Regions from separate parts of the Homo sapiens genome. Here region 2 is linked to region 1. A link is a loop called in an ENCODE intact Hi-C map of the cell type or tissue named here. Cell type or tissue: K562. All regions are shown on one strand. Each heading gives the region's core, and the rest is flanking DNA. Links, peaks and the distances in the headings are about the cores only. Region 1 overlaps LOC105371756 (a long non-coding RNA gene). Region 2 overlaps LOC105371757 (a long non-coding RNA gene).

What was found. Hi-C counts contacts between places; a loop is a spot of excess contacts. Peaks named below come from ENCODE experiments on the same cell type or tissue, not always from the same donor. Only the 100,000 strongest peaks of a DNase experiment are listed, where the experiment ranks them.
Region 2: it touches region 1 in a loop (14-fold over the local background); 7 of 110 quality-filtered maps call a loop at or near these places.

What each region holds. Positions count from the first base shown.
Region 1 is chr17:37,644,333-37,660,964 of GRCh38, reverse strand. LOC105371756 (a long non-coding RNA gene) reads right to left here. Exons shown (of 2, transcript NR_188617.1): 2 at 9,145-10,410. Among named protein-coding and RNA genes, the nearest start is that of DDX52, 9.2 kb to the right of the region's middle. In K562, for the core only: a CTCF peak has its summit at 10,354 (motif pointing left); a DNase peak (open chromatin) is centred at 10,354.
Region 2 is chr17:37,782,449-37,799,080 of GRCh38, reverse strand. LOC105371757 (a long non-coding RNA gene) reads left to right here. Exons shown (of 4, transcript XR_934721.3): 3 at 120-202; 4 at 845-1,094. Among named protein-coding and RNA genes, the nearest start is that of HNF1B, 46 kb to the right of the region's middle. RefSeq lists enhancers at 1,674-2,446, 2,447-3,224. In K562, for the core only: a CTCF peak has its summit at 7,520 (motif pointing right); a DNase peak (open chromatin) is centred at 7,530; H3K27me3 peaks cover 3,073 bases.

The sequences.
Region 1 (16,632 bases), core at 6,607-14,606:
GGGGGAAGGGGTGGGAAGCGGTGAGGGATAAAGACTACAAATCAGGTTCAGTGTACACTGCTTTGGTGATGGGTGCACCAAAATCTCACAAATCACCACTAAACAACTTACTTGTGTAACCAAAGACCACATTCTCCAAAAACCTATGGAAATAATTTTGTTTTTAAAAAAAGAAACTAACCCAGATCACACACAACTACTAAGTGGTAGAGGTAGAGCTGGAATTCTAATTTGAGCCCGTGTGGCTGCAGAGCCCATGCTCTTTCCACTTTCCACTCCGTGACAATTGCCTCCAATAGGCCTACTGAGGAAGATGGAGGATATATACAGAGAAGGCTATGGGAACACAGGGATGGAGAAAAATTAATTCCAACTGAGGGTAACAGGGACAGATTTATGAAGAATGTAGAGATTCACTTGATAGACATTCACTTTAATGCCAGAAAGGCTCAGAAATACATCTGTTTAAAAAAGTTAGGCACACCCTAATTGTGTACTAATGTTAATGCCAAAGAAGCTAGGCCTTGCCATAAAAATGCCTCATAAATAGTAAAGCAGGGACTGTATCCTACTCATCTTAGTAGTACTACCCCGCACCCTTACACTTTCCCAGTCTAATGGCAACTAGAATAGTGCCTTGCACATAGTAGGCACTTGACAGATATTTCCAAGATGAATAAGTGAATGATACTTCAGGAAAGACTTGGTTTGGGACCTTGCTAACTTGGGGGATGCTGTAGCCCCCCAAGCTGGAAGACCCTTTTCCCTCTCATCTTTCTCCCTGCAGTTCCTCTGATGAGCCCATAGGCTGAGTGATAGGGGATCCACTGTACCGGAGATGATTTATGGTTCTTTGTTATACAAATCCCTTCACATTCCTCCCCATCCTCTTTTCGCAGCCAATTCATCATGATATTTAAATGAAACTTTGGTTAGTGAACTATGGCTCACCGCCCTGAAGACAATTATTCAAGATGCCATCTCTAAAAAAGTGTTTAAAAAGACCCGCGATCCATCTGGATTGTCTTAGATTTCCCTGCTTTTCCCAAGGACCCAGGGAAAGGCCTTTGCTTTTACCTTAGAGAATCCCAGGTACTCAGCTGGAGCAGTGAAAAGAAAGAAGGCAATGCTCTGTAATTGCTCCATAATTAAAATACTAGAAGCCCCAAGGAAGATATAACCACAGTATTTCAGCCTAGGCTACAGAATAACTTTGCAAAGATGCCTCAGAGATATTTTACTTAATGCTCTGGGAACCCCAGCTTTATTGAGTCAATCTGCTATCAAAATGATGATGGCAAAGTAAAATGAAACTTTCTGATTCTTCATGCCATTAATGCAAGCTGGTGTTACCCTAATCAAATGAAACCCCTTATCATGACTACAGGAGTGAAACAGAAGCAAGCATTTCCTCCATCTGTCATTAAGCTTATTTCAATCATATCACTCATGGGATATGATACATGCTGCCATTATCTTGACTGTGTCAGTACAGTCAATAGAACTGAGACAAATTCTTGGGCTAAAAAAATCACATATGTTAATTCTAATACAATATCGTGCAGAAATGGGTACTTTTATTTATTGATTTTATATAGCATCACTTTATTATGAAAATAATGGCTGTTAGATACTGATTACATGATATTTTCTAATAAAGATGAGTAGCTGGTGCCTTTTAATTTCCTACTCTGTGATGCCAAATAAACTCACTGCTTTTCTCTGTGCCTCATTTTCCCTTTATATATAGTAGAAGAATGTTTTGCTTCCCATACTTCTAAAAGACAGAAAACTCAAAATGCAACAGAACACAGTGAGGCATTTTATAAAATAATGTGTATTTTTAAAAGCTGGGCAGCTGGTCATGGTGGCACAGACCTATAATCCCAGCTACTAGAGAGGTTGAGGCAGGAGGATTACTTGACACCAGGAGTTTTGGTCCAGCCTGGGAAACAGCAAAACCACGGGTCTAAAAACATTTTTGTTAATAAAGAAATAAAACCTATTTTCTAAAAAGTTGGGCATCTATCTCAGTTTCAGTAATTTTTTTAAAGTAGGGCACACATCTCAATTTCAGTGAACCACATCATAATTTAAATGCATCAAAGCTGCTGGGCGTGGTGGCTCATGCCTGTAATCTCAGCATTCTGGGAGGCTGAAGCAGGAGGACTGCTTGAGGTCAGGAATTCGAGACCAGCCTGGGCAACACAGTCAGACCCCGTCTCTATTTTAAAATTAAAAAAAAAAAATTTAAGTATCAAAGAAACTCACATAATATTCTTTTGTAAAAATAATCAAGCCCCTTGTATACTAGTTTAGAACATTCAAAATTTCAAGTAATAAATTTGCTTAAAAGAGAGGTTCAACTAGGCCAGGCATGGTGGCTCATGCCTGTAATCCCAGCACTTTGGAGGCCGAGGCAGGCGGATTGCCTGAGCTCAGGAGTTCGTGACCAGCCTGGGCAACATTGTGAAACCCCATCTCTACGAAAATACAAAAAATTAGCTGGGCATGGTGGTGTGCGCCTGTAGTCTCAGCTACTTGGGAGGCTGAGGCAGGAGAATTGCTCGAACCCAGGAGGCGGAGGATGCAGTGAACCAAGACTGCGCCACTGCACTGCAGCCTGGGAGACTCAGCAAGACTCTGTCTCAAAAAAAAAAAAAAAAAAAGAGAGAGGTTCAACTAAACTTACGAAGTTCCTTGAGTTCACCCTATGTACTTGGTGGTATAAAATATTTTTATTACATATATTATCAGCTGAAACATTTATTATGTACTGTCCTTGCTTCCCACTCCTTGAATGCAAGCAGTTACCTTTGACCTATATGATGTTAACAATTTATTATTCATTCCAAATGAGCCTGTTTCTGTTTAATTGTCTATAAAAGTCTATCCCAAAGCAATTAGATAAAACAAAAAAGACATGAATTTAAATGAAGAGCAAGATTTTTAAGATATTAATTTTTTATACAATTTATTAATATTCACACTAATTATTAAGTAATATTAAAAATCACAATCTGATTTATATTTTTCCCAAAGAATTTTTTTTTTTTTGAGGCAAAGTCTTGCTCTGTCATGCAGGCTGGAGTGCAGTGGCACAATCATAGCTCACGGTAGCCTCAAACTCCTGGGCTCAAGCGATCCTCCTACCTCAACCTCCTAAGTAGCTAGGAATATGGGCACATACCACTATCCCCAGCTAATTTTTTAATTTTCTGTAGAGACAAGGTCTTGATATGTTGCCCAGGCTGGTCTTGAACTCCTGGGCTCAAGCAATCCTCCTGCCTCGGCCTCCCAAAGTGCTAGGATTACAGGCGTGAACCACCACATATGACCTTCCCAAGAATTTTGTCCCCAAAACTGAAAAAACAATGCTGTGGTAGAACCACAGTTCCCAAACTGTGTCCCAAGGAACTCCAGCTTGGAACAGCAGCAAGTCCATAGAGCAACACAGAATATTTCAAATGTTCAAGGACAACACAGTGATACTCAATGTCTGTTGAAAATCACATGAACTACTAGTATGAGATAGCCATGGTTTCAACATTCAAATAGTACCCTTTTGGTAATGTCAGATCATTGCAAAGCTGAGTTTTCTGTGGTTGCTGGGATGAAAAACAAGTACTATGTGAATATCAACGTGAATCAGGAAATGAGTGTGGCAGTGTCCAATCTGAGCCCAAGGTTTGAGAAGATGTGCAGCATCCAATAAGCTTGTACTGCAACCTTATGTTATAGAGCCTTTTATTTATTTATATTTATTTATTTATTTATTTTGAGAGAGGGAGTCTCACTCACTCTGTCACCCAGGCTGGAGTGCAGTGGCACGATCTTGGCTCACTGCTACCTCTGCTTCCTGGGTTCAAGCAATGCTCCTGCCTCAGCCTCCCGAGTAGCTGAGATTACAGGCACCCGTCACCACGCCCAGCTAATTTTTGTACTTTTAGTAGAGATGGGGTTTCACCATGTTGGGCAGGCTTGTCTCAAACTCCTGACCTCAGGTGATCTGCCCGCCTCAACCTCCCAAAGTGCTAACAGGCGTGAGCCACCATACCTGGCCTACATTATAGATACGATTATTAGACTCATTTTATAGTTGAAAAAACCAAGGTTCCCAAACTTTATTGATTACTGTGCTTTTAGTGTCTGGGTAATTTTTGTTTTTTTTGCAACTCTCATTAGCAAGTAAGTGTAATTATTTTTAAATGAAATACAATTTTTTTCTTTAAATTTATATGTATGGCCTGGGGCGGTGGATCGCGCCTTTAATCTCAGCTTTTTGGGAGGCCGAGGCAGGAGCATCACTAGAGACCAGGAGTTTGAGATCAGCCTGGCCAACACAGCAAAACCCCGTCTCTACTAAAAATTCAAAAATTACCTGGGTATGTTGGCGCACGCCTGTAATCCTAGCTACTTGGGAGGCTGATGCATGAGAACTGATTGAACCTGGGAGGCAGAGGTTGCACTGAGCCGCAATCATGTCACCACATTTCAACCTGGGCAACAGAGTGAGACTCTCTCAAAAAAATAAAAAATGTTTTATATGTATTATTTTTTCAAATGGCTACTAAGTTGTAAAATCATAAATATATATTAAGATATTTGGGCTTAACTTAATCAATGGAATTATTAAGTATTTCTTTGAGCCTGAGTTGTGAAAAAATTACTGAGACTCTAGGAGCACAGTTACCAAGAAAGTTTGGGAACCTTGGTTTTTTCAAGTATAAAATGAGTCTAATAATAGTATTTACAACATAGGGTTGCAGTGAGATTGAATGAGTTAATTTACAAAAAGTATTCGGAATAGTATAGGCACCTTGTATTAGTAGTAATATTACCACCTCATTACCTAGGACAGTTCTCGTCAATGATCTTAACACTCACTTCTATGTGATCGATAAAAGAGTTTTGAAGTACATCTGTATCAGTAACATTAAAACTTTATAACTGCCAACATAATCAGAAGTTGTTTTTGTTTTGTTTTGTTTTTTTGAGACAGAATCTCCCTCTGTCGCCCAGGCTGGAGTGCAGCGGTGCTATCTCGGCTCACTGCAAGCTCCGCCTCCTTGGGTTCACGCCATTCTCCTGCCTCAGCCTCCAGAGTAGCTGGGACTACAGGCGCCCACCACCATGCCTGGCTAATTTTTTGTATTTTTAGTAGAGATGGGGTTTCACCGTGTTAGCCAGGATGGTCTCGATCTCCTGACCTCGTGATCCAACCACCTCGGCCTCCCGAAATGCTGGGATTACAGGCGTGAGCCACGGTGCCCAGCCATAATCAGAAGTTTTTATTTAAATTTACTATCTGGGAAGAGAACAGAAATTACTCTATTTCTTTATTTTTTGCTCTCTTAAATTTTTAGGTCTTCTGGGATTAAAATTTTCATTCTATTTTTTTTAAAAACTAGAAACCCAGAATTTCTATTACAGAGTTTAAAAAAAAAAAACTTCAAAAGTCTTTCATTTGAAAAAACAATTTTAAAAAATTGTGTTCATGCCAAGGGTGGTGGCTCACACTTGTAATCCCAGCATTTTGGGAGGTCGAGGTGGGAAGACTGCTTGAGGCCAGGAGTTCAAGACCAGCCTGGGCAACATAAAGAGACACCATCTCTACAAAATAAAAATAAAAGTAATTAGCCAGGTGTAGTGGTGGGTGATGACAGTCCAAGCTACTTGGTAGGCTGAGGTAGCAGGATTGCCTGCACCGAAGAGGTCGAGGCTGCAGTGAGCTATGATTGTAACATTGTACTCCAGCCTGGCAACAGAGCAAGACCCTAGCTCAAAAAATAAAATAAAAATTGCGTTTAAAGAAGCATCTAATAAGGTATTTGCCCTCTTCTCACTCCCCACACCCCAACTAAGACCTTCTATAAGCTGTTCTGCTAGGAAGGTGAGCAGAATTTACTTGCTACACATTGATTACAGCCTTTATCTTCCTATAGCTTAGTAATCCTTAAAAGTGTTTTACTTATCTCTTTCTTTTTATTTCTTAATTTCAGACTTACAGAAAAGGTATAGAAATTGTACAAAAAAATTCCTGTATATTCTTCACCCAATTTCCTAAATATTGCTATTTTACCACGTTTGCTTTATCATTTTGGTCATTTCGCTAACATAGTATCTGACATATTTCTCCACTCTAAATTTATAATTTTTCTCCTTATAATTAATACATATCTTGTGGGGGGGACATACTTTGTGACTATGTAAATATCCCATTTCTCAACCAAACTTGACCTGCTAGTTTTCCTATCCATCGATGATTCAATTATTACCACGATGGTTGCTAGATAGTGATTTCCTAATTCCATTATTCCTTCTACATTTATTAGTTGATATTGTACAATAAGGACTCACTTTTCCTTCTCCCACATTTATTTACTCTTATTTATATGCCCACATGTTATTCAATGAGTTATAATACATTACTATCATTATTTATTTTTATGCTTAATTCTTCCAGATTTGGCCAGCAGCAATCCCTTCAGGATAACTCTTGGACATTTTGAGATGCCTGATCCTATATTTTTAAAGTACTTTCTAACTTACTAGCTTAATAAAATGTGCAAGGCTCATCCTGTACGTCCCCAGCCCTAGCCTCCCTGGAATTGGCCAAATCCTCAAGGAGCTCTGGTTCCTTTAAATAGTGAACAAAATTAGAAATCATGATTTAAGTGACAGGTGTGCTCATTGCTCTTGGGGTGTCATTGTGTCTGGGATTTCTCAGTGAATAGAGCCAGGGAATATATACATGCATATATATATGATTATATGTACACAATAAAAACATTCTCATACCTTTCTTAAAAAACATGAGTTTTATACTGTCATTCCAAGTCTAATCCAACACTATACGATTCATTCTACTTTTGTCCTGTTCTAATTTGTAACTCTCTTCTCTCTGTGAGGAAAATGAATTCCATTATCTATAATAAATGTACTTATTTGCCCAATTCCAGAATACACAGAAGTAGTTTTAGAACTGCTACCAAAAGACACCCTCTAGTGCAAAAAAAAAAGTAACTAAAATTTAATATTCATTTGCAGTTCATTTAGTCTTTAGTCTGAGAGTACACAGTTAAAAAAAAAAAATTATATTCTGCAGTTGCTTGGATTGGGTTAGTCCCCCCACCAACATACCCGCTCTTCAGGGTGATTATATTATTCACTTGAAACTGTTAGGTTGATTTGTTTGTATTCCATTTTAGGATTTCCCTCCCCATTTGTGTGTGTGTGTGTATGTGTGTTTTAGTATATGAACATTAACATGGTTCCAAAAGTAGACCCATACAAAAAGAAATATTCAAGAAAACTGTCAGTCCCCATCCCCTCCACTCAGTCCCCAGCCTCCTCACCCTTTCCTCCTCATTTCCACCCACTTCCTGTAGGTAACCAATCTCATTACTTTCTAATTTATCCTTCCCGGTTTTCTTTTTTGGTCAAAAAAGCAGACACATGTATGTTTTCTCACTCCTTTTTTTTTTTTTTTACACAAAAAGTAGCATACTATAGATACTGTTTTGTACTCTACCTTTTTCACTAAATAATATATCCTAGAAATCATTCTATATTGGTTCACAGACATCTTCATTTTTTTTTTTTTTTGAGACAGAGTCTTGCTCTGTCGCCCAGGTTGGAGTGCAGTGGTGCAATCTCAGCTATGCAACCTCTGCCTCCTGGGTTCAAGCAATTCTCCTGCCTCAGCCTCCCAAGTAGCTGGGATTACAGGCATGCACCACCATGCCCAGCTAATTTTTGTATTTTTAGTAGAGATGAGGTTTCACCATGTTAACCAGGCTGGTCTCGAACTCCTGACCTCAGGTGATCCACCTGCCTCAGCCTTCCACAGTGCTGGGATTACAGGCGTGAGCCACTGCACCTGGCCCCTCATTCTTTTTTATAGATTTATAGTACTCTATTATGTACTTGTACTGTAGTTTATTCAACCACTCTCCTCCACAGGAGACTATTTTTTTCTGAGTCTGCTTGCTAGAGAACCATATGGGAATTTAGATTTTCTCAATTATTTCCCAAATACAAACAATGCTGCAATACATAAACTTGTGCGTATGTATTTTCATATTGCCGTAGGTGTATATTCAGGATAAATTCTTAAAATGATTACTGGGCCAAAAGTAAACACATTTGAAGTTTTTTTGAAACCTATAATGTTTTAATATAGAGATTTAAAGTAGTTTTGTAATAATATTATTTGTCTATATAGGTGTTTTGTTTTAGATTTTGAGTCACCAGACTTTGTCTTTTACACAGCACAATTATACCTTAACGAATATGTGCTGGTGACTATAAGCAATTGAATAACAAAATTATTCCTAAGTAGTATTAGATTTTGTATTTATTTATTTATTATTTTTTATTTTTGAGATGGAGTGTTGCTGTGTCACCCAGGCTGGAGTGCAGTGGCACAATCTCAGCTCACTGCAATCCCCACCTCCCGGGGTCAAGCGATTCTCCTGCCTCAGCCTCCCGAGTAGCTGGGATTACAGGCACGCGTCAAAACACCTGGCTAATTTTTGGATTTTTAGTAGAGACAGGGTTTTGTCATCTTGCCCAGGCTGGTCTCAAACTCCTGAGCTCAAAGTGATCCACCCGCCTCAGACTCTCGTCAAGTGCTGGGATAACAGGTGTGAGGTACCATGCCTGGCCTTATATTTATTTAACTAGTTTAGTTCTGAGAGTAATGCTGTATAAAAATAATGGGGTAGGGGGAAGAGCCCTTAGATATGAGAAATAATAGATACATAAGGATAGATCACATTCTGCCTGTGGGAATGGTTGGGGATATATTTTCACATCTCTAAGAAGGACGTATTTCCTCCCAGCAGAGGTGATGATCTGAAGTTGCTGGAAACATGATAAATAGTGAAGGGAGCCGGTCTGCCTGTGCTACAGGGCCTGGTTAATTACACTGTAAATCATGCAAATACTGACATGTTGAACAAAAAGCTTCTCCAGACATCTTATCCTTCTCACTAAAAGACAGTTCTTTTAAAAAATAGGCAGATTGGTAATTATCTCAAGCTGAGAATATACAAAATGCTGATATTAACCCCTAGAGATGCAGAAAAGTTTTAGGGCTTTGAAGTCTGTAAGGCATTAAAAAATGCTTAACAAATATGATTTACAAATCATACACTCTTGATTAAGCATTTTATTAGTAGGACAACCAACTCCCACTCCCCATAGCCTACAATCAGTACTATAACATTATTCTAGAATTTTATTATTTGTATCTTTCTTTTGGGAGCCTTCCCTTGTATATTGTCTAGGATTCACGAATAATTCTCTACCCCTTAGAAATGTAAATATTTCATTTGGAAATCTTTGTGCGATCTGGGCTTTCACAGATGGAGATCAAAGATAGGAATTAGTCCTCTACTCCACTCCTGACCAGTGTCAGCAAATCCTCCCTTGTCCCTTTGTCTCTTCCACAATAAAAGCAAAAGAATATGACCATGGTGTACATATTGATATTTTACCACTTTTATGTTACCATTTATACTGTGACCATTTCATTCACATGGTATCTTCCAGGTTGCTCCACTGTAAATTTTCAATTTTTCTCTTCGTAACTAATCAATACCTTGTGGGACACACTTTGTGACTATGTAAATATCCTGTTTCTCATATGTGGCAAAGAGTTTCATGAAGAGGACACAAATTCACAATAGGGGCCCGCAATAGATCTCCTTAAATATGATATTATTTAAACCACCTCATGCCAAACAGTCTATACCTGAAGAAAACCAAGTTTCATTAATTGCTGCTTTTATCTTGGCATCAATAATAAGAGGCAATGCAGCCTTGTTTAAAGAGCGCAAGTTTGGGGATCACACAGATTGGGTTCAAAACCAAGTATGGCCACTTACTACCTATATGATGTGAGAGGCAAGCTACTTAATGTCTCTGAGCCCTAGTTTCTTCTCAGAAAAATGAGAACACTGTAGTATCAACCTCATAGAGCTATTGTGAGTTCAATGAGCTCATATAATATGAAAAGTACCCTGAACCCAATGTGGCACATAGCAGGCATTCAATAAATGGTATCCATTAATAAATAATAATGGTGAAATTATTTTGGTTACTTTTGAACCCTGATGAAATTTTTTACGGATGGAGACATTCGGGCATACTTGACACCTATTCTATTGATCCAGCCTTACGTCAGAGCTGATTTAAAAACAGAAAAGCAAAGTCCTTGGTAGATTCTCTTCAGGAAATTAAACTGTGGGGTCTATGGGCCCAGAGTTCATGTCAACTCTTCACTTCAATGTGGACTGTCCATTTGGAGGTCAATAAGATGAGTCCAGAGAGCCCTTTATTCGAAGACTGGAGTGCCACCGTGAGGTCAGCATTGGTCCTTGCGCTATTTACTTCAATTCTGTCCTAATTAAAAGAATATTTGAGTAGTTACACTTACATTGCATTGTAGCCTAAAAGTACACTCTGTTGACTATTGGTGGCAAAAAAAAAAAAAAAAAAAAAAAAAACTGTAAGAATTTGGATTTCTTGAGTACTTGATTTGGATTTCTAAAGTACTAGACTATTGGTAAATCTTGAGAATTTGAAGCTGGAAACTCAGCCTCGGGGAAAGCAAGGTTTTTGTCTCACTGTGGGAATGGCTTCCGGATGTTATCCATAGCCAATCACCCTCTCCTCAACTCACTTTTAAATTAAGATCCTGAAGTTACAGTTCAAAAGTTCCTAGCTCCCGTTGCAAAGAAATAATAATTCCTACTTTCAAATAACCATTAGAAACTTCATTCAAATGTCCCACAAAAATCTCAAACTCAACGTATTCAGAATTAAACTTACTATGAATATATAGTCCTCACACAAACCTAGCCCTTCAGTATTCTCCCTTTCCGTGAAAAGGCTCACCCCTACTCAGTCACCTAAGTTTGAGACCCGGGAGTTATTTTAAGTTTCTCCCTCTCCTGCTATCCTCCCACATCCAGTCACTTTACCTCCTTAATGTCCTTTAGATCCGCTCCTTTCTCCTCTTCCTTCCTACAGCCACTGCCTTCTTTCCTCACTAGACTGCTATTTCAATATTGTCCTGGTCTCCCTGACTCCAACTTGCCTCTCTTCTGTGTTGCTGCTAAAGTGATGTTTTAAAATTAAAAACTGCCAGGCACAGTGGCTCATGCCTGTCATCCCAGCACGTTGGGAGGCCGAGGCAGGTGGATTGCTTGAGCCCAGGAGTTCAAGACCAGCCTAGGCAACATGGCGAAACCCCATCCCTACAAAAAATGTAAAAATTAGCTGGGCATGGTGGTGCATGCCTGTAGTCCCAGCTACTAGGGAGGCTGAGGTGGGAGGATCACCTGAGCCTGGGGAGGGCAAGGCTGCAGTGAGCTACGATTGCACCACTGCACTGCAGCCTGGATGACAGGGTGAGACCCTGTCTCTAAATAAATAAATATTAAATTAAAAACTTTATATCAGTGGCTTAACATCCTCTAATGGCTCTCAGTGCCTACAATATCAGGTTCAAAGTCCTCAGTATATACAAAAGGCCCGTCACAAGCTGGTCCCTACCTACCTGTCCAGCTCCAATTCTTGCTGCAGCATCCACTTCCAGCTTTGTTGAGCCACTAGTAGTTCCCCAAACACAACAGCGTGTTTCATCCCTCTTTACATTTGTTGCGCTGCTCTCCTCTCTACTTAAATACTTTTACCTGTGTTTTCTAATTGGTCAACACTTTATTTGTTAAGGCTATGCCAGCTTTGTCTTCTCTATAAAGTCTTTTCTAACTTTCCACAAAGCCCACTCCATCCTGCCACCCTTACTCCCTCACTTCCTACACTTATACTGCAGTGCCTAGAGAATTTCCTTGCTCTGTTTGCAAACAGTTCTCTGTCCCTTGCAAACTCAAAGCTACTTGAGACCAAGGACTGTGTCTAGTTCATTTTTGGATCCCTAAGCCCTAGTCCATGCCAGAAACACTGTAAAAACAACCACCACCAAGTTTGTTGAATGATAAACAAGGAGTGGAGAAAAAGTTTTCAAAAACATACTCTTAGGACATAGAGTGATCACTCTATTCACAACAAGTTATCCCAAATAGCTTTTCCACTGCAGTGTTATACAGACTTTGTGTTCTCACTTGCTACAGCTGAGAAACCATGTGTGTCTACCAGTCAGACCGTACTGGTTTTTAGAGAAATTCCAGTTATACAAAACCATGATTCAGTTTCCTCACCACTTTTGTTGACAATGCTTTTAAGTTGTTTTGTTTCGTTTTTTCCCCAGGAGGAAATGGTCCTTTAATGAGTCAGCTGGACATTGTGAGGGTATGAAATGGTCTAAGTCTAACAGTTTCTATTTGTCTTCTTTCATTCATTCATCTAAAATTTATCACAAAGCACCAAGCAAAAAACATAAGGTCCATTCCAAAATTCATTGAGGTTGGCAGTTTCAGGGATCTTTGTCTATTTCATTTCACTTCATTAATTGGACAAGATTACTGACCACTTACTGTGAAACAGACTCCATGAGAAGCAAACAATATGAAGATAAATGAGATGTAGGAACAGCCCTCAAAAAGCTCAAAGTCTGTGGACATACATGGAAATATCATTTCAATGCTATAGGAAAAGAGCTAAAATAGAGGTACTTATGAAGTGGCATGAGAACTCGAAGAAAGATGGACTATGTCAAGGAGGGGACATTCAGGGTAAGTTTCACTCAGGAGAGGACATGTAAACTGAGTATTGAAGAATATAAGGAGTTATCCATGGAGGAAAGGAACAGAGGACATTCCAAGAAGAAAAAAAAAATAAGTACAAAGTTTCTGAGTTGGAAGCAAAGCTGAAATGAGGTGAGAAAACTAAAGCTTAGAGAGGATACGTAACCACACAGCTGGTTAAGTGATAGGACTGAGAGTTGAACCCAAGCTGAAGCTGTTTATGGCAGGGAGTCATATTTCTTGAGAATGCTGAAGCAGATAAAATGTTGAGACCCACTGCTTAGGGACTGACATACAAGTTATAGTTCAGACTACATTCAGCAGACAATGGGGAATCAAGAGAGGTTTTTAAGCAGAGAAGCAACATGGTCCACATTTGGGCTTCAGAAATATAATTCCAGCAGGTGGATTCTTAATGTTGACTACAATTAGAATCACTTGAGAAGCTTTCAAAAATTACAGGCTAGGGAACCAGTATAGAACAATTAAACCAGAATTTCTGGGGGTGGGAATCAGTTTTCTTTTGTTTGTTTGTTTTGAGGCAGGGTCTTGCTCTGTTGCCCAGGCTGGAGTCTAGTGGTGTGACCATGGCTCATTGCAACCTCGACCTCCCAGGCTCAATTGATCTTCCCAGCTCAGCCTCCCTAGTAGCTGGGACTACGGGTACACCACCACACTTGGCTAATTTTTTAAAAATTGTTTGGTAGAAATGGGGTCTCCCTATGTTGCCCAGGCTGGTCTTGAATTCCTGGCCTGAAGCAATCCTCCTGCCTTGGCCTCCCAAAGTGCTGGGATTATAGGTGTGAGCCACTGCACTTGGTCACTTGTTTCATAAGTTCTTCAGAAGATTCTATTGTGTGGTTAGGGTCAAGAACTATTGCTCTAGAAGGAAGAACTGAAAGATGGGAAAGAACTACTATTGCTTAAGAACCTACTATGTGTGAGATTTTGTTCCAAATGCTTTATACAATAACTACAGAATATATATATCTATATATCTATATATCTATCTATCTATATATATATATATAAGGATTTTATACATATCTAGTATTCTGACCCATCTCAACCATTTTGAGCCCTGTGTGGTGAAAAGTTATGCTACTCCTAACCTCAAGGTAGATATTATAATCCTATAATCACTATTTTACCAACAAGGAAACTGAGGCACAGACCAGTGAAATAACTCATTTAAGATTATCAAATTACTAAATGACACAATTGGACTCAAACATTAAGTATTTCTGATGCCCCAAACCTACACTCCTTCCACTACACACCACTGCCTATGAGCCTAGCTTAATCTTCAGAACGATTCCAAAGTAGCTATCATGATCCTCATTTTACAAACAAAGAAATTAGTCCCAGAAAGATTAATGTGACCAAATCACAAATCACAGCTAATAGGTGAAGAGGCTGGGAGAATTTAAACTCAGCCCTATTTAACTCCAAGTCCATGCTTATGAAGGTAAATAATATAGTACATATTCAACACTCAATATAATTCTTCTTTCCTCTGATCGGAAAGCAGCAAGTTGAGTTATTACTATAACACAGAGTATTATTCCTAGTGGCTTCCTCTTCCTTCTTCGGTCCTAGGTGGCTAAACTTCTATTGAACTATCAATCTCAGGTGCTTTTCTTGTTGGAGTGGGGAGGACAGAACTCTGCCATAACCTTCCATGATATTAACCTGGAAAAAGTTTAACCCTGGCCAAATCTAACACTATACACTTCACACCCTTATTTAAGTGGCTGAATCATGCTAATTTGTCTCCTTTTACATTAATTGCCCTGAACCTCAAATGGGCATTTATTGCCCAGAATTATTACCGCCTTTCTTCAGTAAGTTCATTTTCCCACTGTTAGAGAATATTATTTCACACCACTTCTCTTCTCAGCCCTCCAACACACCCTGACAAAATTTCATCCCACCCCCATCTCATAATTCTCCCTTCTCTGTTGCAGCAACAATTTATACCTTTCCACTGGGTCATCCCATATAATTTACAAACATCTCCTAGCACTCATATTTAAAAACATCAAAAACCAAAAGCAAAACCCTCCTTTGAATCCACATCTGGCTATAGCTACCACCCCACTTCTCTGCTATCCTGCTCAGCTAAATCTTTGGAAGAGTGGTTTCATCCATCTCCATTTCACCACCTTCACCAATCATCTCTATTCACCAATGTCCCTGAAACTGACATTATCAGGGGCTCTAGTGACCTCCACGTTGCCAAATGCAGTGATCTTTTCTGTCTTCAGCCTCTCAACAGCCTTTGAAATAGCTGATCACTACCTTCTTAAAACTTCTGTCTGGCTTTGGTGACACCAAATTCCTGGTCTTCCTACCTCACTGCTTGCTTTCTACTTCACTTGCTTCTTCTCAGACTCTTGTTTTACAGGTGTCTCCTCCTCCACCTCATCTCCAAGCATTAGAGTACCATAGGGTCAGTCCTGGGTCCCCTTCTCTTCTCCATTCACACATTTTCTCTAAGTGATCACATTCATGCTCATGCTTTTGGAGATGGGTTTGTTACCACTTACATAGGGATTAGGTTCTAAATCAGCTCATAAAGAAAAAAAAAATCTCATAAAGTTGAATTTTTTTTTAAATTCCCTAAGTCATCCACAAAGTATGGTAGTTGCCATTTCATACATATTAATTTTATATATGGCTATGGCCATATTTATGTGCCAAACTGAAGATCAACACACTAATATTGAGTTTTTCCTCTTATGTTGAAATAGATTAATTTTATTTATTTTTGAGACAAGGTCTCACTCTGTCACCCAGGTTGGAGTGCAGTGGTGCCGTTACAAGTCACTGCAGCTTCAACCTCCCAAGCTCAAGCAATCTTCCTGCCTCAGCCTCCCAAGTGGCTGGGACTATAGGTGTGTGCCACTACACCCAGCTAATGTTTTAATTTTTTGTAGAGATGGAGTTCCGCCATGTTGCCCCGGCTGGTTTCAAACTTCTGAGCTGAAGTAATCTGCCCACCTTGGCCTCCCAAAGTGCTAGGATTACAGGTATAAGCCACTGCGCCTGGCTGAAGATAAATTATTTTTATTGAACAACAGATGAAGTACTTGGGAAGTTCCTATTTTTAAAGAGTAGACACACTTGGGACAGGAAGACCACCCCCCGACCCACTGTAATAGGGAGTAAGGGGCTGAATTCATCTGAGAAACCGCAGATTCACCTCCCCCATCACATGCTCACCTCACACCTGCTTTCCTTGATTGTAAAGGACTCACCCATACAATTTCAAGTATGTTTCATTCTCTTTGGTCAAATACATATAACTGAATTTTTATAAGTTAAATGCTTATATGGTACAACTCCTTTGTATCATTTATATGTTGATGACTTCCAAATTAATTTCTCTAGCCCTAATTTTTGTTCCTGAGCTTCAGATTCAGAACCAACTACCTACTTGGATGTCTCCACTTAAAGTCAACTAGGTAGGCATCTTAACACGTCCAAAACATAACAATTGATTCCATCCTCCGTATCTCACTTGTACCAGAAAGCCCTTCTTCTCTCAGGCTTTCTTAGCTCAGTAAATGGCATGCCATCTACTCAGCCAAAAAACTAGGAGTGATCTTTGATTCCTCCCTTTCTCTCACCTCTGCATAAAATCCGTCAGGTACGTTTAGCTCTACCTCCAAAATACATGCCAGATCTAATCCATTTATCTCTCTCAGCACAGATACCAACCTAGACAAGCCATGATCATCATTCTACTTTGACTAACCTGTTTCCACTCTTAGCTTTTCTATGGTCCATTCTCCAAATAGCCAGTGTAATCCTTTATGAAACATCCACGCATTCATTCACCAAAGTGCACAGAAACTGGGGATACATAACGAAGCAAAGTATATCCCTGTGCTCAGGGACTTACATTCCAGAA
Region 2 (16,632 bases), core at 3,629-11,628, 140 kb before region 1:
TGGAGTCCCCAGTGTCTATTGTTTCCATCATTACGTTCATGCACACCCATTGTTTAACTCCCACTTATAAGTAAGAACACGCAGGATTTGGTTTTCTGTTTCTGCATTAATTTGTTTAGGATTATGGCATCCAGCTGCATCCATGTCACTGCAAAGGATATGATTTCATCGGAAAGAAAGTATTTGAAAGAGCTTTGTTCAGGTAGTTAATTTTTTCTTGGATTTGTGATATTTATGCTATTTGTTGGCTTTTAAAATATATAATTCTTGTCAATTCTAATTGTAAATAAATGCTCATTTTGTACCTAACTTATTATAATTTTCCATCCTGTTTCCTTAAAGAAAGCCCCATCAAACTGTAAAAGCCTCAGGTTGGATCCAACCCTGCAGGGCCATCTCATTTAGATATTATTAGCATAATAACTCTATGAAAGAATTACTATTATTATCTTCATTTTACAGATGAAGAAACTAAGGTTCGGAGATGATCATTTTGTCCAGATCCCACAGACTAGTCAGGAGCAAGTCTTGGTTTCAAACTCAGATGTGACCCACAGTCCAAGCTTTTCCTACTGTGTGATTACTAGAACCAACCTTTGTGGAAATTCATTTATGGTCCAGCCACTTAATGTTTCGGGAAACTGTGGTTTTAAAATACGTCCACAAATTATTTGGTACTCTTTCCTCCAAGAGGTCATCCCTAACTCCGCTCCCATTGTGGGCAGGCTGGACTTAATGACTTGCTTTGAGCAAATAGAATATTGAGGATGATGGCAAGAGATTGGATCTTGAAAGATGCTGGGGCTTCCTTCTAGTTCTCTCTTTCTTGGACTACTCTTTCCAGGTCATGCTAACTATCATGTCATGAGGACACTCACGCAGCCTATGGAGAGGTCCACATGGTGAGGAACTGAGACCTCTGGCCAACAGCTTTGTAAGTCCATCATCTCAAATCTCCAACCCCAATCTAGCCTTCAGATGACTGTAGCCCAACCAACATCGTGACTGCAATCTCATGAGAGACCACTCATTGCAAACCTGATCCTGGATTCCTGACCCTCAGATACTATGAGATAATAAATGTTTTTAGCTGCTAAGTTTGGGGGTAATTTGTTATGCAGCAATAGATAATTAATATGGGAACTGCTTAATGTTGTTGTAATGGAGATGCTGGCTAGGTGTTTCTAAAATGTTTACATGGGAGATGGATTGGGAGGGTGCAATTGGCTCCCTGCAAATCCATCACTACTGGAAAACAATTTATACACGTTTTTACCAAGGGTGGATCAATATTGTATTTTAATGTGCATTTGCAAATATCCTCTCAATTAATCAGATTAGCTGTGGTGGTGCAGATTTTCCAGCTGCCCTCCCATCACCAAAATGATCTCTTTACATTGAGGACCCAAGCGAAGGTTAAGAAGGAAAATATCTCATTTTTTGTTATCTCTCTCACTTGACAAAGGATTTGAAACTTTTTATAATATTACATCCTTTTAGCATATAAATAAGACAATGAAAAACAAAAGTCAAAAGCAGAATGTTGAACAATCTGAAGATCAAGACTAGAGCCAAGTTGGAATGTGCTATGCAAGCTCCAGGTCCTCCACAGTTATTCAAAACAAGCCATTCATTTTGGCTCTGAGCTTCCCAGAGGAAGCACAGGAAGCAAATTCCCACTGTCAGGGCCAGCTTCATGTGTCAGCAGCCAGTGAAGTTGCACAAGGCCCTGTACTCCAAAGGGCCCCATACTTGGGAGTAGTGCCCTGAGGTTGCCATTTTGAAATTCTTCAGTATTTTATCCTTGAATTTGTGTTTTGTAAGTGAAATCTGACATCCCAATGGAGCATATAATGGGGATTTGGAGCCTCTGCTCACAGTCTGTTCCTGCTGCCTGCTGCCTGTCACCTTCCTGTCCCCTGGTGGGCTACGCTGGCCCCGCCTCCCCTTCCCTTGCCTGCTCTACAACAGCCACCACCCTCCACCCAGGGAGGTATCAGCAGAGGGAGGCCACCACCCTGCCATCACTCTCTGCCCTGCCACAGGGACCTGGGCATAGATGTGGGTAGGATAAGAGGTGTGTGCCCCATTGTGTGTTGGTGCAGGACAAGGTGGTGGTCGTCCCCACCTCTGGTTGGAAGTGCCCCACGTGTCTAAAAGGAATCCTCCCTACAGCTCTCAGGAAAGGAGAGACTGAGGGATATTCTTTGCTGCTGTGGCCAGGCAGAGGCACTGGCACCGGGGTGAAGAGTGTGGCTGAGAGGCTCCATCCCAGCCATGCAGAGTGGCAGGTCACCTTTGGCTGCAAACTTGGCAGAGGTCTCGTGTCCACCCCGGATCCTGGTACCAATCATGCCCCAGCACAGAGCTTGCAGTCCCTGGGGGTCACCTGTCCACCGTGGGTGGGGCAGCAAGTGCATGGAAAGGGGACATTGACTTCCCAGGGCCCCACATTTTCATTTTGCACTGAGCCCACAAATTATTTGGCCAGCCTTGTCTATCGTGCCCTTGGGAAAGAAGAAATCCATTTCTGAGAGTTAAGGAAGTTTTTCCGTCCCACGTGTCTAAAAGGAATCCTCCCTATAGCTCTCAAGAAAGGAGAGGCTGAGGGATATTCTTTGCTGCTGTGGCCAGGCAGAGGCACTGGCACCGGGGTGAGGAGTGTGGTGGCTGAGAGGCTCCATCCCAGCCATGCAGAGAGGCCAGCTGCCCAGGGACCCACCCATGCAAGGAGCTCTGCAGCCTCCGAATCCAACCCTGAAGCACCAAGTGTCTGCAGCCCGGCTGAGCTCTCGCAGCAGCCCACGAGGTGCAGAACAGGCTGTGCTGCATTCTCTGTGACTGGAAATTCACTAGGCATTCAGTGAGCCTACTCCATGTGGTTTGAAAATGCCACTAAAATGTCGTACAGGCTTGGCAGCCGGTCCGTGTGTCCTGGGGGGAGTCTCTATGCCAGGGGCTGCTCCTTTGCCTGGGAGCAAATCACAGTGTCCCACACAGGTAGGTTGACTTGGTAAAGGAGGGGACACAGGCCCACCCTGTGCAGGCAGCAGGGGTTTGTCATGGGGGTCTAGAGTCTGACCAAAATCAAGGGACTCTATGGGAAAGATGTGAAGACAGAGTTTACAGACTTGCCACATGGACCTATTTACAGCAGTCTCCTCCTCTCTGCCCTCCCATTGCCTCCTTGTCAAATGAGGCATTTCCAGGTATCTCCCTCTGCAGGGTCTTTGGGGCCAGGCTTGCCAATCCTGAGCAGAGTACAGAATGCACTGGGAGGAATTCATGTCATATTTCGTTCCTAGATGGTGAGCTCTTCTGATTCCAAAGGAGTACATTTCCTTTTCCATCCAAAACAAAAATCTCCAAACACTCCCTTGGGCCAACAAGTCTACCTGAGATGTCACCGGCATTTAGGGTTTGTCAAGGACATTTAGATCGTCGTCTTTGTTTGTCCAGGGCTGAGGGGTTTCAGTGCTAAAATGAGGCCACTCTCAGGCAAATAGGAAGGTTGGTCATCCAATTGCCATTTAGATAACTGAGAAGCCAGGTAAATCCAGATTATTTTTTTCAATAAAAAATTAATGATCACATTTATCACTCACCTTCAGGAGGACATATCTTAATATGAAATAAAACTGTGTGTGCTGAATTTCCTCAGGAAAGCCCAGGGGTCTTTCATGAGGATACAGTAAGGGAAAGGAAGGACAGAGACCTGTTTCCTAGACTTGGCCTCTTTGCCTTAAAGTTGAGTTTTATCTAGCAGCACCTGCAAAAGATAACTCCTCGGATAACTGTGCTTTTCTAGAAAGGCGAGTAAGGTGAGAGGTCAGTTGTTCTCTGTGTACACACGCCTATGTGGGAGAAAACTGTTCAACTTAAAATGCTAGAAAGGGCCTCCTAGGGATGCCTACTTTTCAAAGGTTTGAGCTATTCTTGAATATGAAAATGAGCCTGCAACATCAGCTGTGCAAGAAGTTTAACTTTTTTTAAAGCTCTTAGCTTAAGTTCTGCCAGGAGTCTCCATTGTATTGTGGTGGCGGAAGCTTGATCTTAGCCTATTCTGGAGTCCCCATCTTTTCTTCAGGGTTAATATCGAAGTTAGGAGGGGTCAGGAGAGGGAGTACTTAGTGTAATGCCAAGGTGTAAGGCAAGAAGGCGGGGGCAGTGGCATCTCATGAGACCAGGAGCAAATACTTAGTGAGCACTTCCGCTGTGCCAGACACTAAAAGCTTCATCTGTGTTCCATCTTTTGATATCTTGGATCAGTAGTGATCCGTATGATTTTTACCCACATTTTATAGATGAGGCACAGAGAAGGTAAGGGGCTTACAAAAGGATTACTTGGCTAGGAAGAGGCAGAGCTGAGATTTAAAACCAAAGGCCTGATTCCAGAGGTAGCACACCTAAGGTCATTCATTTAACAAATATTGACGGATCACCTATTATCTGACCTAGGCCCACAGTATGGAGCCTAAACAGAAAGGAATCCCTGCCTCAAGGAACTTCCATTCTGGCCTCTTCACTCCACTGTTTCTTGCAGCAGCCGTGAGGCATCCACTCCCTGTCCTGGTCCTGAGGCATTATTTCCTCCAGGCTGCTTTTTTCCTTGCTCTCATTCTAGGGGACCCTTCGGGCCCTGTGACTGTTTACTTCCACTCTTCTCCTAGGAAGGTGGACATGCATTCTGCTGTCTGCACCGTGCTGGCTCGGACCCCTTCTACTTCCACCTGCTCACAAACTCAAAGCACTTCTAAACCCCAGGCACATCCGCTCACTCATCATGCCCAGGGCCATTTCAGGCTGGCACATCAACCATGCACACGGGCCATTTCTGCTCTGGGGCCTGATCCCCAGAACTCTGAACATCTAGCTCAAATGGGGAACAGGGTGTCATAACTGCCTTTCTCAGGAAGATCTACGCATGCCTCATTTCTCTTCTTACTCTCCTCTTTCCCTGGTGGTGGGAAAACTGGTTCTAACTCACCCACTTTTTTCTAGGTCCTGGGTCATCTCACAGCCATGGATTTTAAGTTTCCAAACCCTAAAGCATTCTCTGCTCGCTACAGAAAATCCCTTCCCTCCCACTGGGTGTGTGTGGCTGATCCTAAGTAGCAGAAGGGTCAAGCAGGGAATAGAGAAAAGACAGGGGAACGAACCCACCAGTTAACACTGCACAAGATCCTTTCACTTCAAACACCTGCCTGTTATGATTTCTACATTTCGGGCCCCATAGGTAAACACTTTTCATGCACTACTAATGCTCACCATGCCCTTTTGACAAATCCCCCTTTGTGCCTCAATTTACTCACTTGTAAAGTAGGAATAATGATAGTGCCCACCTCGTACAATGGTTGGGAAGATTAAAATCAGTTACAGAGTATGAAGTGCTCAGAACAGTTTCTGGCAAAGAGGGAGTGCCATGTACATTGTTAGCTGTTATTATTATGATTATTATCATTTATTGTTGTTGTCATATTTGTCTTTCTCATTACACATGTTTCAGGGTGAAGATAACGTTTTAAAAATTTATCTCCGCATCTGATTCAGCACATACCAGGGCCCAGTACACAGTAGATATTCAGTACATGTTGATTTATTGTTTTTATTTATTTTAGAGACAGGGCCTCGCTCTGTCAGCCAGACTGGAGTGCAGTGACACAACCATAGCTCACTGCAGCCTTGAAGTCCTTGACTCAAGCGATCCTCCCACCTCAGCCTCCTGAGTAGCTAGGAAAACAGGCACACACCGCCACACCTGGCTAATTTTTAAAAATTTTCTCTAGAGATGGGATCTCACTATGTTGCCCAGGCTTTGAATTTTAACTGAAGAAACAAACTGTTGTGTTTTGTTCTGTCTTAATACAAATTCAGATTCAGATCTTTGATGTAAAGAAGTCACCTGACTCCTCCCCATTCACCACCCACCCCTACTGCTTACAAAAGATTACATTCCTTAGACTGTCAGAGCTGGAAGAGACCTGGGGGATCATCTGGTCTAACCTTAGTTCACAGAGAAGAATTACAAAGCCCAGGAAGAGGAAAATGAACGGCTCATGGTCACTTAGTGGGTAAAAGAAGAATTTATAAGCCAGCTGGTGGGAGTCTAATCATTTCCTTTGCAGGACTGCTCTCTGAGAAACAAAGCTCATCCCTTCCTTGTGCTCATGACTCATTGACAACATTTAATGAACACTCACCCTATGCCATGCTTAGGAGTGGGAAGACTGCAGGCCATGAGGCTAGAACAGGGTTCAAATCCCAGTTCCACCCCTCGACAGCTCACACCCTTGAATAAACCGAGCCTCATTATCCTCATTTATAAAATGGACAAATAATAAAGAGATGGCAGGAGTTTTGAGGGGAGTCAATGAACTAAAGCGTTCATGTTTCTAGCATATAGTAGCAATGTTTGTTCCCCTCCTCTCCACTCTGGTAGCAAGCCAAAGAAGCAGAAGATGGGCCCTTGTCCTCAAGGAGATTATGATCCTGTCTCTTTGCAAGATGAAGAAGCTTGAGCAGAGATGATGAGCTGAGTGGAAAGTCAAAGGACAGGGAGAGTTAACTGGGAATGTTTAACGGGAGAGGCAATTCTAGTTTTAAAAGAGAGAAAGAAGATCGCTTGGCAGGGAGCATTAGAAAGATTTCCTAACGTGCTCTTCAGAGAGGCTTCCCCTGACCACCTGTGCAAAGTAGCCCCCCATCACTCTCTGCCCGCTTGCCCAGCATTGTATATCACCGCATTTACAGCTCTGACACCCTTGCTTGTCTTTCTGTTTGTCATCTGTACCCCCAACTAGCATGTATGCTCCAAAGAACAGGGAATTCTTCATTTGCCATCTGCTCGGTGCTGTCACTCCTGTTCTAAACAATGTCTGGCATATCATAATTGCTTGAAAAATGTTTGTCATGTGAATATAGAGTGACAAATTGCAAACGTAGCTGAGTGATCTCGGGAAGAAAGGAATGATTTGCCTGGGAAGAGCATCTATGTTTAAAATATCAAGGAATTAGTGAATGGTGCTACAGTACTAACGGCTGGGATTTGACCATTTCCGATGGCAGAAAGGAGGCCTTTTCTGTTGAGCTGGTGGAGTAGCTTCTCTCCCTGGAAGGCCCACATTCCCGACCTTTGGCCAGCTCTTTTCACTCCCCTACCAACATGAGCCGAGATAGATAACCCCACCTCCTCAAGACTCGGGGTGCCTTTAGGTTAGCGCTTTACATGGGATCATCTGAAGTCACAAGTAATTCTCGAGTACGTCTGACTTTGTCAGCTAAGTGTTAGAGAGATGGATGCTCACAGCCCACAAATAGCATGGTTGAATCACCAAGCATCTTGTTTGTGTTAGAGAGTGAGATAAACTCTAGGAGCCTTCACCCATAAAACTGTCTGCAGTATTGAAAACATGCTTCATAAAAACTCCCTGATGACCAGGAATGTATCCTTCTAACGTGGGATTGGCTGAAAACACTTTCGAAAACAAATTACTATTGGGTTGTCCAGTTTTGCTCATATGCAGTAGGGGGCGCTGTTGATACAAATTCCATCAGTACTACATGGACTCCATTGCACTAACCACGGATGCGCCCTGTTCACAGCTTTACCCGGACATTTAGCCCTGGTTCTTAACACTGAAGAGTTAACAGGTGTGCCAGGAGAAGAACGTGGCTTAGTCAAACCGTTTGAAGGATATCATTTTCTTGGTTGGCATCCTATCAACTCTTAACTAGTTCTCTTCCTACAGAAACTTTTTCACCTTTTTCAGTTCTTCCCATATAACATTGACTTTTCTCCTAAAGAGATTATTTGTTGTTCATCCTAAGGATTAATGTTTGGTGTCCTGAGAATCACCATATTGGAGAAATGTCAAGATGTCTGAAATGAGGAAACCCAAGTCCTACCCACCAACTAGAAGAAAATTTAGACAAAGTCAAGTTGAACCCAACTCTCCCAAGAGATGAACTTACTAGGGCTGCAAAGGTACTTGTCTGGAACAGCACTCTTGGGTTTCCCCATAAGCAATATAGTCATTTAGGGAAGAAAGCTGCCCCTATAGAAGTCCCAAAGTGGGGTGCATGAGAGTTTCCAAATGCCAAATATTGTAGGGATATTCACCCACTTAGAAATTGGGCCATAGATTTGCATTTCTGGAAGCTCCGAGCTTATAGAATAAGGGATGGATACAGGGTACCCTGGACCATGAATAAAAGATGCCCTCCAATCCTTCACCCTCTCTTAAGCAACAACCTTCCAAGGCTGACTGGGCTTCACCAGATCCTGCTTTGGCCATCTTGGGATGACCAAATTACCACGTGGGTGAAGAAAGTACCGAGAATTGCGGGGGCCATGAAGATACTTTGACCTTTTCTGGAGTCTAGGACCTTCACTGTCCTCGACGGTGCTTCTATTCTAGTTCTTCTAGCAGAGGAGGGCAGTGTTCCTGTGAAGTTCCCGTGCTCCCTGTGGCTCAAAGCCTTTGAAACTGGGGATCCTGGCTGAAGGCTGACTCAGTGTCTCAGGACCCAGCAAGCCCCTCAGCCCCTCAGCTCCTTCAGCCTCCCTCCACACAATGCAGTGGATGGAGGTGCCAGAGAGAGGCTGCGAAACAAAGGTGGCTTTCACCCAGAGCCAGCTGAGAGGTGCCGACTGTGGTGGCGGGGTCTGCAGCCCTGAAGCTGGGTGCCGTCCTGTGACTCTGAGCTCAAAAATGTGTGAAATTTCTTTTTGCTGGGTATTCTACATCAAGCGGAACCTGTTCTCAGAGAAACATTCCATTTCACAGACCCTAATGGCTTTCCTCTGTGCTGATGCATTAATGAGGCTCCGGCTCGTTCTAATCAGAAGGAAGCCATGCAGATAATTGCCTGAATTTTTAATTCAGGGTTATGATAGGGGAATCAAAGTCACACTGCAGTTGCTGAGGCTGCCTCTAGTTCCAGGCCATTGACTTTTGCAATTTTCTTTGATTTCCCCCTCCCTGTCTCTTTCTCCCCACTCCCTCTTTCTCTCTCTCTCTCTCTCTCTCTCTCTCAGGCTTGGTGGAGACCGACAGTAAGTTTCAGGTTGGGGTGGAGTAGAGAAATAGGGGCAGCCCTTGGGGTCTCCCACAGTCTTTCTTCCTCCTCCTCTTTTGCAACCCTTCCCCTCCCCCATGAAAGCGTGGATCCTGCCTGCACCTGTCACCCCAGGGCTGGTTCTGGGAGAGTGCCCTGCAACTGGCCTTCCCACTCAGGGTCTCTGTGCCCATAAGCAAGGACAGGAAATTTGCCCCAGGAGAGGATCTCCCTTGGCAATTTACTTCTCATTTCATCTCAGGTTTTAGGGCAAAGGAGAGAAATGATAAAGGGAAGGGAAAAAGAGATCAGGTGGCCAGAGCAGCTCAGCATCTTCCAATTCCTTGCAAAGGCAATTTGTTCTCCATTGTTGCTGAGACCAAGGGCAGGTGGGAAGTTGGAGGAACCTAAGCCTGAGGTCCTTCCTGAATTTTTTCCCCTGACATAATCATCACTGAGTGCTAGAACTTTAAAGAACTTACAGAACCCTGACAACTACAGGTGGTAGACAGAGGTAAATGCAAACTGGCTGTATGATAGGTCACTTACCCACAAATTAAAAAAAGGACCCAGAGGCTGGTACAGAAAGAGCTCCCTGACATTGGCCAGTTTGCCCAGAATGTCCAGGACCTTGGGCTGACACAGAATTTGCTAGGGTGAGAGTCGGCAGCCTTTATGGCTCAATTCCAACCAATAGTCACTTTCCAGGAGAGTGACTATTCTTGCAAGGGAAGTTTCTTCTCCCAGTATGCTCTAGTGCTGGCTATAGCAACACTATCGGCACACATTTACACTTTAAGCCAGCATTCAGCAGAGTGATTCTTTCCCTTCCAGATTGGTCTCCGAATCACTGGGCACCACACACATGGCATCTAAGAGCAAAATGTATCTCCACATCTCTGGCTGTGTATATCGGTTCAGGATTTTTACTTTTAAGAGACAGAAGATAATTTTCACTGGGACTGACATCTCCTGGGTGCCAAGGACGTTATATACTGTCATTCCATTTAACCATTACCAGTACGTTGTGAAGAAGAGATGACTGTCTCTACTTTCGAGATCAGGAAACTTGGGTTCACCAAAAAAGAACAGAAATTTTACTGCCACCTGCACCTCACCTTCCAGGGGAAGTTTTGTTATGTGGAATCCAGAAATCCCTTTAAAGGTGCATTTTCAGGGCTTAGCAATGCTACTGATAATGCAGTCTTTCCAATTGCAGGTTACAGCTTTCAGAAATCAAAAGAGGCAGTTACCTTTATTATGCTGGTGGAATTTGACCTCCACTGGGCTTTTGTTTCCTCAATAAAACATGGCCTCATATCTGAATAGCCCCCCTCTCCCAAGAATGCCAAAGCAACCTCACAAACTCTGCAGTCATCCACACACTGACTCCTTAAGAACATCCCCAGCAGAACTATCACTTGACCCAGCAATCCCATGACTGGGTATCTACCCAGAGGAAAATAAATCGTTCTACCAAAAATACCATAATAGCAAAGACACGGAGTCACCTAGATGCCCATCCACGGTGGATTGGATGAAGCAAATGTGGTACATATACACCATAGAATACTATGCAGCAATAAAAAAGAATGAAATCACATCCTTTGCGGCAACATGGATGTAGCTGGAGGCCATTATCTCAAAGGAATTAATGCAGGAACAGAAAACCAAATACTACATGTTCTCACTTATAAGTGGGAGCTGACCACTGGGTACATACAGACACAAAGATGAGAACAGCAGACACTGGGGACTCCAAAAGGGGAGAGGGAGGGAGGAGGGCAAGGGCCGAAAAACTACCTATTGGGTACTATGCTCACTACTTGGGTGATAGGATCATTGATACCCCAAACCTCGTTGTCGTACAATATACCCAGACAACAAACCTGCACATGTACCCCTGAATCTAAAATAAAAGTTGAAATTATTAAAAAAAAAAAGCAGTCCATCTCTTCTACAACAGTGGACCTCATCATGGTGCTAGACTATTTTATGATAGCACAGAATATCTCTGGGGATTTTTGCGAATCTCTGTTGAACTTTTAAAGCAAAATCAGTTATCATTTCTTTTTTTTTTTTCATTTTTATTTTCATAAGAGACGGAGTCTTACTTTGTTATCCAGGTTGGTCTTGAACCCTGGGCTCAAGTGATTCTTTTGTCTCAGCTTCCAAAAGTGCTGGGATTACAGGCATGAGCCACTACTCCCAGCCAGGTTTCTATGTCTTTTAATTTTTTTTTTTTAAAAAGCATGTGCTTTGGGATGCCTTTAGGCAGAGTTAGGGCCTCATTTATTCAATCAATCAGCCTATATTTAATGAGCACCAACTATGCACCAGATTGTTCCAAGCACTGAGTCCTGCCCTCCGAGGGGAACATCACAGTTTAGTGGGGTAGATGAATGCAGGCTGAGGGATGTGGCAGAGGGAAACACAATCTGCTATGAACGTTGAAAGGAAATCCTGAAATCAAGCTAACAACATGTGTAAACTCCAACAAAATTGAGAGTAACAGCGAGTGCCCTTGTTCCTGAGCCCAGAACATAGATCCATTCAGGGATGAAAAACCCCATTCTAAACTTTGGTCCCCTCCCATCTCAAAAGCCAACTTTCTCTTAGCTCCCTGGAGACCCGGTCTGCTCCCCAGGTCCTGTGCATTCCAGCTTCAGCCCTGTGAACTTGGAGTTAATGATTAAACCACGTGGTAGTGCCATGGCTGGAGGCCGAGGCTTCCTTGGGGTGAGCTGGATGGCTCAGCCCTGGAAACTGCCAAGTTCCTGGCTCAGCTCCAGCCAGGGATGGGCCGGAGACAGATCCAGCCCCCACACCCACATGCAGCTCATTTTCAAAGTTGGCTGCAGTCTCAACAACCTCTAGTCACAGAATCCCCTGCTACAAACCTAAGGCACTGTGGTATAGTGGAAAATCCAATGTAAAAGGAAACGCAAGTCTTGGTGCAAATTCTGATCCTACTACTAATTCACTGGGTGACCTTGGGGTAGTCTCCTCACCTTTTCTGGGCTTCAAGTTTCTCATCCATAATGGAACAATGTCGGACCAGAACGTGCCATGTTCTCTTACAATTCTGTGCATTTGCACGTGCTGTTACATTTGCCTGGTACACCCTTCCTACCCCTTTTGTCTTCTCACTCATCCTCCAAAGTGCAGCTGAGGGGTCACCATCTTCAGAAAGCTTTCCCTGACCCTCTCCCAACAGGCTAAGCTAGATGCCCCTTCTTTTAGTCCCATAGCACTCTGTATTTCCTTTATCATAACACTTAGCCTACTGTTTTTACAGGCATATTTTGGAGATATCGTGGGTTCAGTTCCAGACCACTGCAATAAAGCAAATATGGCAACACAGTGGGTCACACAAATGTTTTGGTTTCCCAGTGCATCGAAGAGTTGTGGTCACACTATACTGTAGTCTATTAAGTGTACCATAGCATCACATCTTTTAAAAAGTACATACCTTAATTTTAAAATACTTTGTTGCTAAAAAAAAAAATGGTAGCAATCATCTGAGCCCTCAGTGAGTAGTAATCTTTTCGCAAGTAGAGGGTCTTGCTTCACTGTTGATGGATGCTGACTGATCAGGGTGGTGGTTGCTGAAGATTGAGGTTGCCGTGGCAATTAAAAAAAAATAAGACAATGAAGTTTGTGACATAGATGGACTTTTCTTTTTACAAAAGATTTCTCTGTAGCATGCAGTGCTTTTTGGTAGCATTTTGTCCACAATAGAAGTTCTTTCAAAATTGGAGTCAGTTCTCTCAAATCCTGCCACCACTTTATCAACTACGTTTATGTGATATTCTCAATCCTTTGTTGTCATTTCAACAACGTTCACGGCATCTTCACCAGGAGTGGATTCCATCTCAAAAAACTACTTTCTTTGCTCATCTGTAAGAACCAACTCCTCATCTGTCAAAGTTATATCATGAGAATCCAGGAATATGACACAAAGGTGGAATAGACATTAATTTTGTGCATTCTTTGGGACCCATGCACACGTATGTTTATTGCGGCACTATTCACAATAGCAAAGACTTGGAACCAACCCAAATGTCCAACAATGATAGACTGGATTAAGAAAATGTGGCACATATACACCATGGAATACTATGCAGCCATAAAAAATGATGAGTTCATGTCCTTTGTAGGGACATGGATGAAGCTGGAAAACATCATTCTCAGCAAACTATCTCACGGACAAAAAACCAAACACCGCATGTTCTCACTCATAGGTGGGAATTGAACAATGAGAACACTTGGACACAGGAAGGGGAACATCACACACCGGGGCCTGTCATGGGGTTGGGGGATGGGGGAGGGATAGCATTAGGAGATATACGTAATGTTAAATGACGAGTTAATTGGTGCAGCACACCAACATGGCACATGTATACATATGTAACAAACCTGCACATTGTGCACATGCACCCTAAAACTTAAAGTATAATTTAAAAAAAAAAGAAAGGAAAAAAAACCCCTCCCCTCCAAAAACTTGTGCTTTCTTTGGTAATTTTTTTTTGTTTTTTGTAACTACAAAGCTTTGCTACAATTTTATGCATTTCATTCAAGTCAGTGATGTGTGTTTGTATAATTTCCACAACATAATTGTTGATCATAAAAATGTAACATCATAATTACATTTCTAACTAGAATTAGTATGTCTAGTTTTGTATCTTTATGCTATATTTTTTATTTTATTTTATTTTAAGTTCCGTAATACATGTGCAGGATGTGCAGGTTTGTTGCATACATAAATGTGTGCCATGGTGGTTTGCTACACCTATCAAACCATCACCTAAGTATTAAGCCCTGCATGCATTAGCTATTTTTCCTGATTCTCTCCCTCCCCCACCCCCGAACAGGCCCCAGTGTGTGTTGTTCCCCTTCCTATGTCCATGTGTTCTCACTGTTCACCTCCAACTTATAAGTGGAAATATGCAGTGTTTGGTTTTTCGTTCCTGTGTTAGTTTGCTGAGGATAATGGCTTCCGGCTCCATCCATGCCACTGCAAAGGACATGATCTCATTCCTTCTTATGGCTGCATGATATTCCATGGTGTATATGTACCACATTTTCTTTATCCGGTCTACCACTGGGTTGGTTACACATCTTTGCTATTGTGAATAGTGCTGCAATGGACATATGTGTGCATGTATCTTTGTAATCGAATGATTTATATTCGTTTGGGTACATACCAAGTAATGGGATTGCTGGGTCAAACGGCATTTCTGGTTCTAGGTCTTTGAGGAATTGCCATACTGTCTTCCACAATGGTTGAACTAATTTACATTTCCACCAACAGTGTAAAAGTGTTCCTATTTCTCCACAGCCTCACCAGCATCTACTGTTTCTTGACTTTTTAATAATCGCCATTCTGGCTGGCGTGAGATGGTATCTCACTGTGGTTTTGATTTGCATTTCTCTAATGATCAGTAATGTTGACCCTTTATTTTTATGTTTGTTGGCCATATAAATGCCTTCTTTTGGGAAGTGTCTGTTCATGTCCTTTGCTCACTTGTTAATGGGGTTGTTTTTTTCTTGTAAACTTAAGTTTCTTGTAGATTCGGAATATTAGACCTTTGTCAAATGGATAGATTGCAAAAATTTTCTCCCATTCTATAGGTTGTCTGTTCACTCTGATGATAGTTTCTTTTGCTATGCAGAAGCCCTTTAGTTTAATTAGATCCCATTTGTCAATTTTTGCTTAGACTCCCACACAATAATAGTGGGAGACCTTAACACCTCACTGCCAATATTAGACAGATCATCAAGACAGAAAATTAACAAAATATTCAGGACTTGAACTCAGCTCTGATCAAGTGGACCTGACAGATATCTACAGAACTCTTCACCCAAAAGCAACAGAATATACATTCTTGGCACCACATGGCACTTACTATAAAATCGATCACATAGTTGGAAGTAAAACACTCCTCAGCAAATGCAAGAGAGCTGAAATCATAACAAACAGTCTCTCAGACCACAGCACAATCAAATTAGAACTGAAGATTAAGAAGCTCACTCAAAACCACACAACTACATGGAAATTGAACAGCCTGCTCCTGAATGATACCCGGGTAAATAATGAAATTAAGGCAGAAATCAAGAAGTTCTTTGAAACCAACGAGAACAAAGAGATAACATGCCAGAATCTCTGGGATGCAGCTAAAGCAGTGTTAACAGAGAAATTTATAGCACTAAATGCTATAACACAAAAAGGTAGAAAGATCTCAAATTGACAATCTAACATCACAGCTAAAAGAACTAGAGAGCCAAGAGCAAACAAACCCCAAAGCTGGCAGAAGACAAGAAATAACCAAGATCAGAGCAGAACTGAAGGAGATAGAGATATAAAAAAACCCTTCAAAAAATCTACAAATCTAGGAGCTGATTTTTTGAGGGGAAAAAAAAAAAACCTGCTAGCTAGACTAATAAAGAAGAAAAGAGAGAAGAATCAAATAGACACAAAAAAAAATGATAGAGGGGATATCACCACTGACCCCACAGAAATACAACCATCAGATAATATTAAGAACACCACTATGCAAATAAACTAGAAAATCTACAAGAAATGGATAAGTTCCTGGACACATACACTCTCCCAAGACTGAACCAGGAAGAAGTTGAATCCCTGAATAGACCAATAACAAGTTCTGAAATTGAGGCAATAATTAATAGACTACCAACCAAAAAAAGCCCAGGACCAGACGGATTTACAGCTGAATTCTACCAGAGGTACAAAGAGGAGCTGGTACCATTTCTTCTGAAACTATTCCAAACAATTGAAAAGGAGGGACTCCTCTCAAACTTATTTTATGAGGCCAGTGCCATTCTGATACCAAAACCTGGCAGAGATACAACAAAAAAAGAAAACTTCAGGCCAATATCCCTCATAAACATTGATGCAAAAATCCTCAATAAAATACTGGCAAGCCGAATCCAGCAGCACATCAAAAAGTTTATCCACCACGATCAAGTCAGCTTCATCCCTAGGATGCAAGGCTGGTTCAACATATGCAAATCAATAAACATAATTCATCACATAAACAGAACTAAAGACAAAAACCACATGATTATCTCAATAGATACAGAAAAGGCCTTCCATAAAATTCAACATCCCTTAGTGTTAAAAACTCTCAATAAGCTACGTATTGATGGGACATACATCAAGACAATAAGAACCATTTATGACAAACCCACAGCCAATATCATACTGAATGGGCAAAAGTTGGAAGCATTCTCCTTGAAAACCAGCACAAGACAAGGATGCCCTCTCTCACCCTCCTATTCAACATAGTATTGGGAGTTCTAGCCAGGGCAATCAGGCAAAAGAAAGAAAGAAAGCGTATTTGAATAGGAAAAGAGGAAGTCAAACTGTCTCTGTTCACAGATGACATGATCCTATATCTAGAAAACCCCATCTTCTTAGCCCAAAAGCTCTCAAGCTGATAAGCAACTTCAGTGAAATCTTAGGATAAAAAATCAATGTGCAAAAATCACAAGCATGCCTATACACCAAGAATAAACAAGCAGAGAGCCAAATCATGAAAGAACTCTCATTCA